Linked DNA regions of Homo sapiens: region 2 is linked to region 1. Evidence: read pairs that join two places in POLR2A ChIA-PET (ENCODE). Cell type or tissue: Panc1. All regions are shown on one strand. Each heading gives the region's core, and the rest is flanking DNA. Links, peaks and the distances in the headings are about the cores only.

Region 1 (5,371 bases), core at 140-5,139:
AAGCTCACCTCGGGCCCTGGGAGCTCATTACAGGGAAGCACGCGGCGCGGGGTTCCAGGGAAATCAGCCCGGCCTAGCCTGCACCCACGTGGGCACTCGGCCGCCGCCCGCACCCGGAGCCCCACGGCCCCGCCCTCATTGTGCACGGCGCGCCCCTCCAGGTGCCGATCGCAAATGGGCAGCGCGGAGGGCATTTCAATTAGAGACCTCCCCCTCTCCCTTCTGGTCACCTGGGCGGCGCTCAGCCTCGAGGTGGCGGGGGACAGGAGCTGGGAACTGAGGCGGGAGGAGGGGGAGAAACTCTGCGCGTCCCTAGTCCTTGCTGCGTGACCTTGGAGAGGTTTCTTGCCTCTCTGGGCAGGGACGTTGTAAATGGAAATGTGAAGCTAATCAAACCAGATGTGATTATTTCTGAGCTCCTGAGAAGTCCGTGACCATAAAAAGACACCTAAGAGTGAGGCAGCTCTTTATGTACTGATTCGGAGTAATCTCCAAGATATATTGTCAGGTGACAAAAGCGAGGCACAGAAGAGCTTGCAGGGGATGCTACATCTTGTGTATTAAAAGCAGGACTCAAGAAAGAGTATGTGTCCGTGTTTGCTCTTATAGGTCTAGACAGGAAGCAGGTAACATTGCTTGCCTCTGGGGAGGGGAAGCTGGAGACGGGGGCTGGAGGGAGAGTTCAGTGAACAACCTTTTATACCCTTATTATTTGAACCATGTACAGGTATTACCTATTCAAAAAATAAACGTTACGAAAAACAAAGCCATACACATCAGGGGTCAGCTTGTCTCTCAGTAGCTTTCAGGAAGTGGAAGCCACAGGGGCCCAGCTGCACTGAAGCCCCATGTGAAATCCCTCCAAAGAGAGAGAGCACACTGCCTCTCTAATAACCTATTCTAGAGACAAGCTAATGAGTCAGGAAGTCCTTCCCAGTAGCTAATCCCATTCCCTCCTGCTACAATTTAAGTTTCTCTCTTCATGTTCTGTGTTTGGTGGGTGAAAGGGCTGATAGATAATTCTCTGCAGAGAGCTGGGGGTAGAGGACAGCCACTGTATGGACAGGAGAGAATGAACGGCAGTCCCAGCCCTCTGGAGCCCACAGGCCTAGGTTTGAATTCACTTCTGTCACTTGCTCACTGTATGGTGTTGTATGTCACTCTCCCCACTGCGCTTCCACTTCCTGTGGTCCCTGCCTCCCTCGGGAGGATATTAAGTGCTGGACCTGGTGAACAGGCATCTACTTCCCATGGAAGCCCACAGGTCCATTGCTGCCCAAGATGGACAGAGACCCCCTGCACAATCCTGGGTCATCTGCCCACCCCTTCCCAGATCTATGGCTCTCCCAGCTGCGACGCCCAACCCCACCTCCCACCCGGAGCAGCCAGATACAGCCTCCCTATGGCCAGACGCAGCTTTGCCCATTTGGCACCTAAATTGTCATGCCCTGAATCCAGAACAGGTTCAAGGTAGCTGGTGGCTCAGAGATAGTGTTGGAGCCAGAAATCACCAGAGGTGATCACTTCTGAGCTCCTGAGAAGCCCGTGACCTAAGACACCTAAGAGTGAGGCAGCCCTTTATGTGCTGGCCCAGGGCTTGAGGAAAGCACTTGAGCGGCTGCTTTGGGGCTGAGGGTGAGAGAGGGGTTCAAGCCAGGAGAACTCCCAGCCCCCTATCACCATCTGACCAACTCCCCCTTTATCTATTTTGTATCCTTGCCATCTTCATAAAGTGTCTTTTGATTAAAGAGTTTCTTAGCTGGCCAGGCGCGGTAGCTCACGCCTGTAATCCCAGCACTTTGGGAGGCTGAGGCAGGCAGATCACAAGGTCAGGAGTTCAAGACCAGCCTGGCCAGCATAGTGAAACTCCATCTCTACTAAAAATACAAAAATGAGCCGGGCGTGGTGGCACACGCCTGTAGTCCCAGCTACTCGGGAGGCTAAGGCAGGAGAATCGCTTGACTTTGGGAGGTGGAGGTTGCAGTGAGATCACGCCACTACACTCCAACTTGGGCAACAGAGCGAGACTCCATCTCAAAAAAACAAAAGAGTTTCTTGGCTAAAACATATTTGAAATGCCCTGACCTCGGCCATTCAGAACTGGGCACCTAAGGCATGGGGTTTCAGAAAGAGCAGGGACAAGAGGGGGAAAGAACCCAATGCCTACTAAGGACCCACTTTATGCCAGGCACTTCCCATGCAATTTTCCCTCTTAATCCGCACAACCTGTGGTTTGAGTAATATTATCCCCACGGTATGGACAGGATGAGGGAAGTTCCAAGGGGTTAATAGACTTGCCCAGGTGTATTCAACAAATAAGTTGTAGTTGGGCTAGAATTTGGACCCAGATCTGCTGACTTCAAAGCCACATCTCCTAACACACTGCTGCCTGTCCCAGCCCCTCACCTCACCATCTAGATCTATTAATGTGATGGGGTGCAAGTGGGGTGGGACAGAGCTGGGGTGTGGGAAGGAGGCCAGCTCAGCCTCTTGACCCTCTCTTTCCTCAACATCCTCTACTCAGTACCTGAAGCATTGAGATGAAAATTCAAGGAACAATTGCTGATTGTAAGAATTCATGAGAAAGGCTCCCCTTCCCTGGGAGCCTAGAGGAAATGCACTGGCTTCTCCTCTCAGAATCTGCTTCCTCCTCTCTAAAGTAGGAATTACTTAACCAGGTAATATCTAGCCAGGGGGAGAGTATGGGCACCTCTGATGTCATCTTTAGGAGACTGTGGTGGCTGAAGCTTAGGCACAGAAGTCTAATACACATGAGTTCAAATCCACGCTCTACCACTTACAAGCTGTGTGACTCAGGACAAGTTACTTAACCTCTTTGAGCTTTGTTTTCCTTCCCTGCAAAATGTGGATCATTGCCACTGATCTCTTTGGGCTGTTACAAAGGTTAAGAAGATGACGTGTATAAACTGCTTAGCATGGTGCCTGGGCATTAAGTAGGCACCCAATACATGACTACATCTGTCCTGATGAGTTTTTTGTTGCCCTGCCAGACAAACTCAATCTCCCAGACCAAAAAGGCAGTTGTCCTGGTGCCTGAGATAGGCAGCCTACCTCTGCAGCTTCCTGATTTGGGAGGCAGCCCAGAGAGGCCTCCAGGCTTGGTTTTTTGCAAAGGGCAGCGGAAAATCGAAGCTGAAGCCAGCAAAACAAGGATCCCAGCAGTGGATCTGAGTCAGCTGCTTCTGGGTCTGGGGGTTCAAGAGTCTTCCTCAAAGTAACATAGCTTCCTGGTTACCCTGTCCTCCCTGTAGCTGCCCCCTTGGCCTGAGTCCTCTGAGGGCCCTGGGCACCTGTGTGCACAGAGCATCAGCTGGGAAAGAGGGGTGCTCCAGTGAGTAGAGGAAGCTGGGTCTCAGCCACGCGGAAATTAAAACCAGCTTGCCCAGCACTGAGTTACCATGTCGCCTGAAATCAGATTGATTTATTGGGCTTGTTGTGACGGCAGTGTTGCAATTGATTCGTCTGGATGGCGGGGAGTTTATCTATTCAGAGCTGTCTGTCACTGATCTGAATAAGCTGCTAAAACAGCCCAAATACCTGGCGAGGGCGAGGTCACCACCAACCTCGGCTCAATGTTAATTATAATAATGAACAGGCATGAGGAGGGTTGGTTCATTGCTCGCCCAGCAGGGCTGGCCTCTATGAGGTTTGGTGTTTAATATTCATTTCATGTCAACAATGTGCAAAGAGCGAGTAGACTCTCCTAAGCTGAGAGAAGTTTGCAAGGGCAATGATGTTGATCTGTGCTTCCATGGGACTAAGAAGGAGCCAGTGCTGCTGAAACAGAAAAGGTTTAGGTTAGACCTTAAGAAGAACTTCCTAATGACCAACAGTGGATGGACATAGAATATCTAATTCACTTATTAGCCTGGACAAGTTACTGCTCCTCCTTGACTCAGCTTCCTCCTCTGCCTGGCCAACATGGTGAAACCCCATCTCTACAAAAAATACAAATATAGGCCGGGCGCGGTGGCTCACACCTATAATCCCAGCACTTTGGGAGGCCGAGGCGGGCGAATCACGAGGTCAGGAGATCGAGACCATCTTGGCTAACATGGTGAAACCCCATCTCTACTAAAAATACAAAAAATTAGCAGGGTGCGGTGGCGGGCGCCTGTAGTCCCAGCTACTCAGGAGGCTGAGGCAGGAGAATGGCATGAACCCGGGAGGCAGAGCTTGCAGTGAGCCGAGACAGCGCCACTGCAGTCCGGCCTGGGCAAAAGAGCGAGACTCCATCTCAACAACAACAAAAAAATACAAATATCAGCTGGGTGTGGTGGTGCATGCCTATAGTCCCAGCTACTTGGGAGGCTGAGATGGGAGGATCACCTGAGCATGGGGAGGTTGAGGCTACAGTGAGCCATGATTGTGCCACTATACTCCAGCCTGGATAACAGAGTGAGATCCTGTCTCAAATAATAATAATAATAATAATAATAATAATAATACTTACTTCTTGGAGCTGCTGCTACTGCTGCTCCTGGCCAAATAGCAAGAAAAGGAAAAACAAAACTACAAAACTGGCAGGCTCTTCTGGGTTGTTGGTTCAGGGAGCAACAAAGGGGTCCTACTTTGGGTGACAGATCACCCTTCTCAGCCTTGGTACGGAGCGAGCATTCCATCAATGGGGCTTTTGTAATAGTTATTGATTCTGTGACTATTTATTGAGCCCCTTCTATATGCCCGAACCTGAAGAAAAACTATTGAACAAGCCATGATCCCCAGCCTTTAAGGAGACTAATTCTGGGGTTACTATGGGAGCTAGGGCACCCTCCTCACCGGAGGCTCTCAGGAATAAGGGTGAGCCCTATCTCTGGGAGATAGCTTAGAAAGTGCTCCTGGAGGCAGGCAGATGGATGTGAAGACCTCATGCGGTAGCTGCTTGGGGTTGTTTGAGGCATAATTATCCAGCAGAAGAGCCTACTAAACATCAGTCAAGAAGAGCCCCTCCAGAATATTGTTCTTTCAGAAAGGGGAGGATCCTTCTCCCGATGGGTCTTGCAAAAATGTGGTCAGACTTGGGGTTCAAGTCTGCAAGAAGCCAACAGTGACCAATTGACTCCCCTGCCCCTAAAGACACCAACTGAAATTGCAGCAAGAAACATGGAGGTTAAATGAGATTTGGAAAGCAGTGAAGGAGACCATGATGAAAAGATTCCCCTGTCTGTCTGGAAGCCTGGTCAGCTGCCTTCCTTGTGACATTCCTTTCTCTGTTCCTACAAAGCTCTCCTCTCTCTCCACCTCAGCTGCTGGTGGAGACCCCCATGGCCAGCCTTAAGAGAAACATCAGAAGAAAGTTAATAGCGAAACGGTCTGGCGGATCTAATTGATTTTTTTCCTATTGGTTCCC
Region 2 (5,371 bases), core at 136-5,135, 210 kb after region 1:
AGGTCAGGAGTTCGAGACTAGCCTGGCCACCATGGCGAAACCCCGTCTCGAGTAAAAATACAAAAGTTAGCCAGGCGTGGTGGTGTGCACCTGTAATTTCAGCTACTTGGGAGGCTGAGGCAGAACTGCTTGAACCTAGGAGGCGGAGGTTGCAGTGAGTCAAGATTACACCACAGCATCTCACCACTGCACTCCAGCTTGGGAAACAGAGCGAAACTCCGTCTCAAAAATAAATAAAATAAAAACAGGCATGTCATACAGCTCCTTTTCCATCTTCCAGGAGTACTGAGGTTGTTATATATGAAATGTTTTGAGTTCCAAGGTAGCCTAGACTGCTTAATTTTAAAGTTTTGTTTTGTTTTAAATTATAGTAGTGTTCGGGGGGATTAAGCAGTGTTGTAGAGTGTGATGTAGATATTTAATGTTATGCACTTGCAAGAACGCTGAATAAAAATGACATTCTAGGTAATAGCTTGCCTTTCCTGACCCCCGTTTTCTTTTTCTTTTCTTTTTTTTTTTTTGGAGTTAGAGTCTTACTCTCACTCAGGCTGGAGTGCAGTGGCACGGTCTCTGCTCACTGTACTCTGCCAAGTAGCTGGGACTACCGTGCGAGTTACCACGCCTAGCTACCTCTAAAATTTGTGGTAGAGGTGGGGTTCTCACCAGGTCACCATGTTGACCAGGCTGGTCTCGAACACCTGGGTTCAAGTGATCTGCCCACGTTGGCCTCCCAAAGTGCTGGGATTACAGGTGAGACACACCGCGCCCGGCCAGTTTTCTTAAATGAGCCCCATGTAGTGCTCTATCACTACACCCCAGAAAATATACCACAGTGTTTAAAATGTCCTATTCCATGCCGGGCGCGGTGGCTGACGCCTGTAATACCAGCACTTTGGAAGGCCGAGGCGGGCGGATCACGACGTCAGGAGATCGAGACCGTCCTGGCTAACACAGTGAAACCCCGTCTCTACTAAAAAATACAAAAAAAAAAAAAAAATTAGCTGGGCGTGATGGCGGCCACCTGTAGTCCCAGCTACTCCAGCTACTTGGGAGGCTCAGGCAGGAGAATGGCATGAACCTGGGAGGCGGAGCTTGCAGTGAGCCAAGATCTCGCCACTGCACTCCAGCCTGGGCAACAGAGCGAGACTCCGTCTCCAAAAAAAACAAAAAAAAAAGAAACAACTGTCAAAATCAGGAAAGTAACATTGACACATTACTTCCATATAATTATCAGATCCTCTTCAACTGTTGCTTATTATTATACCAGTTATATACTTTATAGCAAAAAGGATCCAGGTCAGAATCACACATTGCATTTATTTTTCATGTTGTCTTAGTCTCCTCCAGTCTGGTTGCTGAGAGTATGTTCCCCATAATATTAGGTATATGACTGAACAAGGATTAGGTGTTTGCTTCCTAATTGTACTGAAACCTGCTAAAGGAATTGTTATCTTGGGATTTAACTGGATTGGATACATCCAGCTAAATACATTGGATGTTTTGTATCTGAAACAGGTTGGAGCCAACTATGTGTGTTTTTTTTTTTTGTATGTGTGTGTTTTTTTTTTTTTTGTGTCTGATGATTTCATGTATTCCCTTCTCCACCCCACCAACTTCTAGATACATACTTTCCCAACATGCCTCCAACGCCCCCCCCTCCCCCCCCCCCCCCCCCCCGCTTAATTTCTGCGTCACGGGAAGCACGAGTTTCCGACAGGGAGGATTGATGTGTGCAGTTGATTTAATATGCAATCCTAAATCCGTCCACTGTTACAGTGCAGTGCAGTTGATTAGACTAGAGGCAGAGAGGCTTGGGGAGCATCTTTTTACTGTCGAGTGTCTCCAGGTGGCAATTGCTGTTGAAGTCTGAGGCACTCTGGGAGGTATCGCGTGGGTGGGGGGGGGTCTCCTAGTACCCAGGCAGAAAGTGGGAGGGGACAAGGGGACAGAGGGAGAAGGGGTGCAAAGGGGCGCAGCTTCACCTGGCCCAGCTACGGGATGCTTGGCTCCTGGCTTTGGGGTAGGGGCCGGGAGAGATGGGGGCAGCGCTAACAAAGAGGAGCCGAGTCGGGCCGGGTCCGCGGGTAGCGGGCCTATCCCGGTGGCTGACCTCCCTGTGGGCCTCCCCAGTTGGCTGTTTGGCGAGTCGCTCTGCTGGCTCCCTGGCTCGCCATTGGCTGTGCAGACAGGAGAGGGCTCGCGAAGAGCCAGGGTGGAGGTGAGGGGGCGGGGCTGGCTTCCGGCGGCGGCTGGGAGCAAGCGGCAGCCGGCTGGGGGAGGGGGTGTCGGCGCACCGCGGAGTCCTGCGCTCCGTGAGCCTGGCACCCGGAGCAGCCGCCTCCCCCTCCCCCTGCCTAGACCGCTAGAAGCCCCCTCTCTTCCATCCTCCCGGGGCGGGGGTGAGCTGGGCTCAGCTGCCCAAGGCGGGCGGGGCGGAGCCAGGAGCCCCACGGAGCGCTGCGGAGCGAACCTCACCTTTCCAGGGCGCAAGGTGTGTGTGTGCTTTTTCTAACGCGACCCCGACTTCAGCCGACTTAACCTTGTAAGAAAAGGGGAAATGGAACGGGAAATAATGTCTCTGGATCGCATCAGTTTATTTTGATTATCTGTTTCTACCCTTCATCATTTTTTTTCCTTCCCTTCATCTCACCCCTGCAGATGGGTAAGGAGATTCAGGACTCTTATCTCTTTTTACTGATGTGTCGATATCGGTCGCATAGTAAAATGCACAGAGAAGAAAAGAGGAGCCCTTTTTTGTGTGGTATCTGATGCAGTAAACCGTAATTTAAAAAAAAGAAAAGGCAAGCTAGGAGTGGATATTTGGAACTGTACTCCATGCGTGTCCATTAAGGTTGTCTTCACCATTTTCCTCCTTGGGACTGCCTTGATCAGCAATAACAATCTGAAAGGAGAGGAGGTGCTAGTGGAAAGAGGGAGCAGCCCCAGTCAAATGGTGGTTAAAGGAAATCCTGATAGTTGTTAGTGATTAACTCTGCTAAAGTCTCTTCCTGGAGTACATTGTCACCGGCTTTGTGTAGTAGCTCATCTCTGTTGGAGAAACCTGACTAGAGCAGGCAAACTTACCTTGCTGTTGCTGAAACTTAAAAGTCTTATCTTTTTCTCTGTTGGTATATTTCTTATATTCACAGACCCTCGGAGGGAGTAGTTTCTATCGTCAAAAACCAAAACCAAACTTAAAAAAACAAACCTCCAGATGTATTTTAGTTCGTGGGGGTTTTTTTGTTTTTGTTTTTGTTTTTTGAGACGAGTCTCGCTCTGTTGCCCAGGCTGGAGTGCAGTGGCGCGATCTCGGCTCACTGCAACCTCTGCCTCCAGGGTTCAAGCGATTCCCCTGTCTTAGCCTCCTGAGTAGCTGGGATTACAGGCGCCTGCCACCACACCTGGCTAATTTTTTGTATTTTTAGTAGTGACCGGGTTTCACCGTGTTAGCCAGGATGGTCTTGATATCCTGACCTCGTGATCCACCCGCCTCGGCCTCCCAAAGTGCTGGGATTACAGGCGTGAGCCACCGCGCCTGGCCTAAATGGGCATTTTCAACGAAACGTGTTTGGAGCAGGTTTATCTTAATGTTGATTAGCAAAGAGCTACAGTACCAAAAGGGATGAATATTTTTTTTTTTGGCAACACTTTGATAAATATTAATTAAAATGGTTCAGAGTTTATGTAATACAGGTTCAGTTTCCCACGATTGTTGTAACTGGGGTCCACTTTTGAAGACAGAATTGATACACTGGAGCTGTCTTACACTTTTGGCTAGATTAGTGATTTTTTTCTTTGCATTGATTTATTAGATCTCTAGACAATTAGGAGCAATTTGGGATGAAAGCAAGTATTATAAAAAATAGGGATAATGGGATAGGAAACCATTTCAGCTGTGGAAAGTAATAGGGATTACGAAGCTTACTTTACCTTTTTTAAAAAGAAGATTTCAAATACCTTAGAATAGACATGTTACTAAAAAGTAGATTCACAGTAATCCTGTGTCAGGTTTTGGGTTTTTATTACTCACTTGTCCCTTAAGGCTCCATGAGTTGTATTTAAATTGGGAGGGAAAGGGGATCCCCCAGATGTTGACTAGTTAACTTGCTACTGAGAGTGAACTGTTAAAAATCACTGATTGAAGCCTTTACAGTTAGCTAGTATATAAAACAGAGTTAGCTAGTATATAAAACAAAGTTAGCTAGTATATAAAACAAAGTTAGCTAGTATATAAAACAAAGTTAGCTAGTATATAAAACAGAGTTAGCTAGTATGTAAAACAAAGTTAGCTAGTATATAAAACAAAGTTAGCTAGTATATAAAACAGAGTTAGCTAGTATATAAAACAAAGTGCACTTTGATATCTAAGGTATAGGAAGCTGGGGAAGTGACCAAAAAAACCAGTTGGAAGGCGGGGTGCAATGGCTTGCTCCTGTAATCCCAGCACTTTGGGAGGCTGAGGTGGGTGGATCACTTGAAGTCAGAAGTTAAAGACCAACATGGTGAAAACCCCGTCTCTACCAAAACATAAAAAAATTAGCTGGGCGTGGTGGTGCACTCCTGTAGTCCCAGCTGCTTGGGAGGCTGAGGTGGGAGAATTGCTGGAACCCGGGAGGCAGAGGTTGCAGTGAGCCAAGGTTGTACCACTGCACTCCAACCTGGGTGACACAGTGAGACCCTGTCTCAAAAAAACAAAAACAAAAACAAAAAAAAACCAGTTGGAGGCTGTACAATTTCAACTTGCTTCTGTCAAAAAACAAGTTTGCCCTTCTATTTGATATCTGGGTGGTTTTTATGTTCTCTACCCATGGGTGAGCAGTAAGTACAGCTTTATAAAGTTATACTTCACTCACTTTTTTATATTACTATTTTTTAATTTTTATGTTTTGTAGAGAATAGGGTCTGGCTCTGTTGCCCAGGTTGGTCTCAAACTCCTGGCCTCAAGCAGCCCTCCCAGAGGCCTCCCAAAGTGTTGGGATTAAGGTGTGAGCCACTGCACCCCTCCACGCCCGATATTTCTATTTTTTTGACTGATTTGTGTGATCACTGTTTTGCATGGTGCAATAATTAGGGGTTCGTGAAAGAATTTTCCCAGGAGACAGAAGACTATGTATAGAACTAATCATAAATGTATTTGCACTGATGTTCAAATATCATTTAAGGGGCATGGAAATCCTGGAATTTGGTCATCTGCAAGGAAACAATTATAGAAAGCCATAATCTCTTAGGTTGAGGGGGCATAGTGCTGGTTGAGGTTAAAGCAGTTGATTTAATTTTCTTTAGCAGTCTGTTTTTATCCAACCTGCTTATTTCATTTCTCTCTCTCTCTCTTTTTTTTTTTTTTTTTGAGACGGAGTCTCGCTCTGTCACC

The links. Peaks named below come from ENCODE experiments on the same cell type or tissue, not always from the same donor. Only the 100,000 strongest peaks of a DNase experiment are listed, where the experiment ranks them.
Region 2: POLR2A ChIA-PET joins it to region 1 with 12 read pairs; 3 of 35 experiments call an interaction of 5 or more read pairs at or near these places.

What each region holds. Positions count from the first base shown.
Region 1 is chr17:29,014,774-29,020,144 of GRCh38, reverse strand. LOC105371716 (a long non-coding RNA gene) reads right to left here. Exons shown (of 5, transcript XR_001752822.2): 4 at 4,475-5,294; 5 at 3,633-3,798. Among named protein-coding and RNA genes, the nearest start is that of SEZ6, 11 kb to the right of the region's middle. RefSeq lists enhancers at 1-193, 194-834. In Panc1, for the core only: no CTCF peak of the experiment used is centred there; no DNase peak of the experiment used is centred there; H3K27me3 peaks cover 1,248 bases.
Region 2 is chr17:28,809,329-28,814,699 of GRCh38, reverse strand. All of the region lies in intron 1 of FAM222B (family with sequence similarity 222 member B), which reads left to right. Among named protein-coding and RNA genes, the nearest start is that of FAM222B, 31 kb to the left of the region's middle. RefSeq lists a silencer at 2,201-2,490 and enhancers at 2,016-2,658, 5,018-5,371. In Panc1, for the core only: no CTCF peak of the experiment used is centred there; DNase peaks (open chromatin) are centred at 1,799, 2,149, 2,540, 2,889 and 2 weaker places; H3K4me3 peaks cover 3,327 bases; H3K27ac peaks cover 3,461 bases.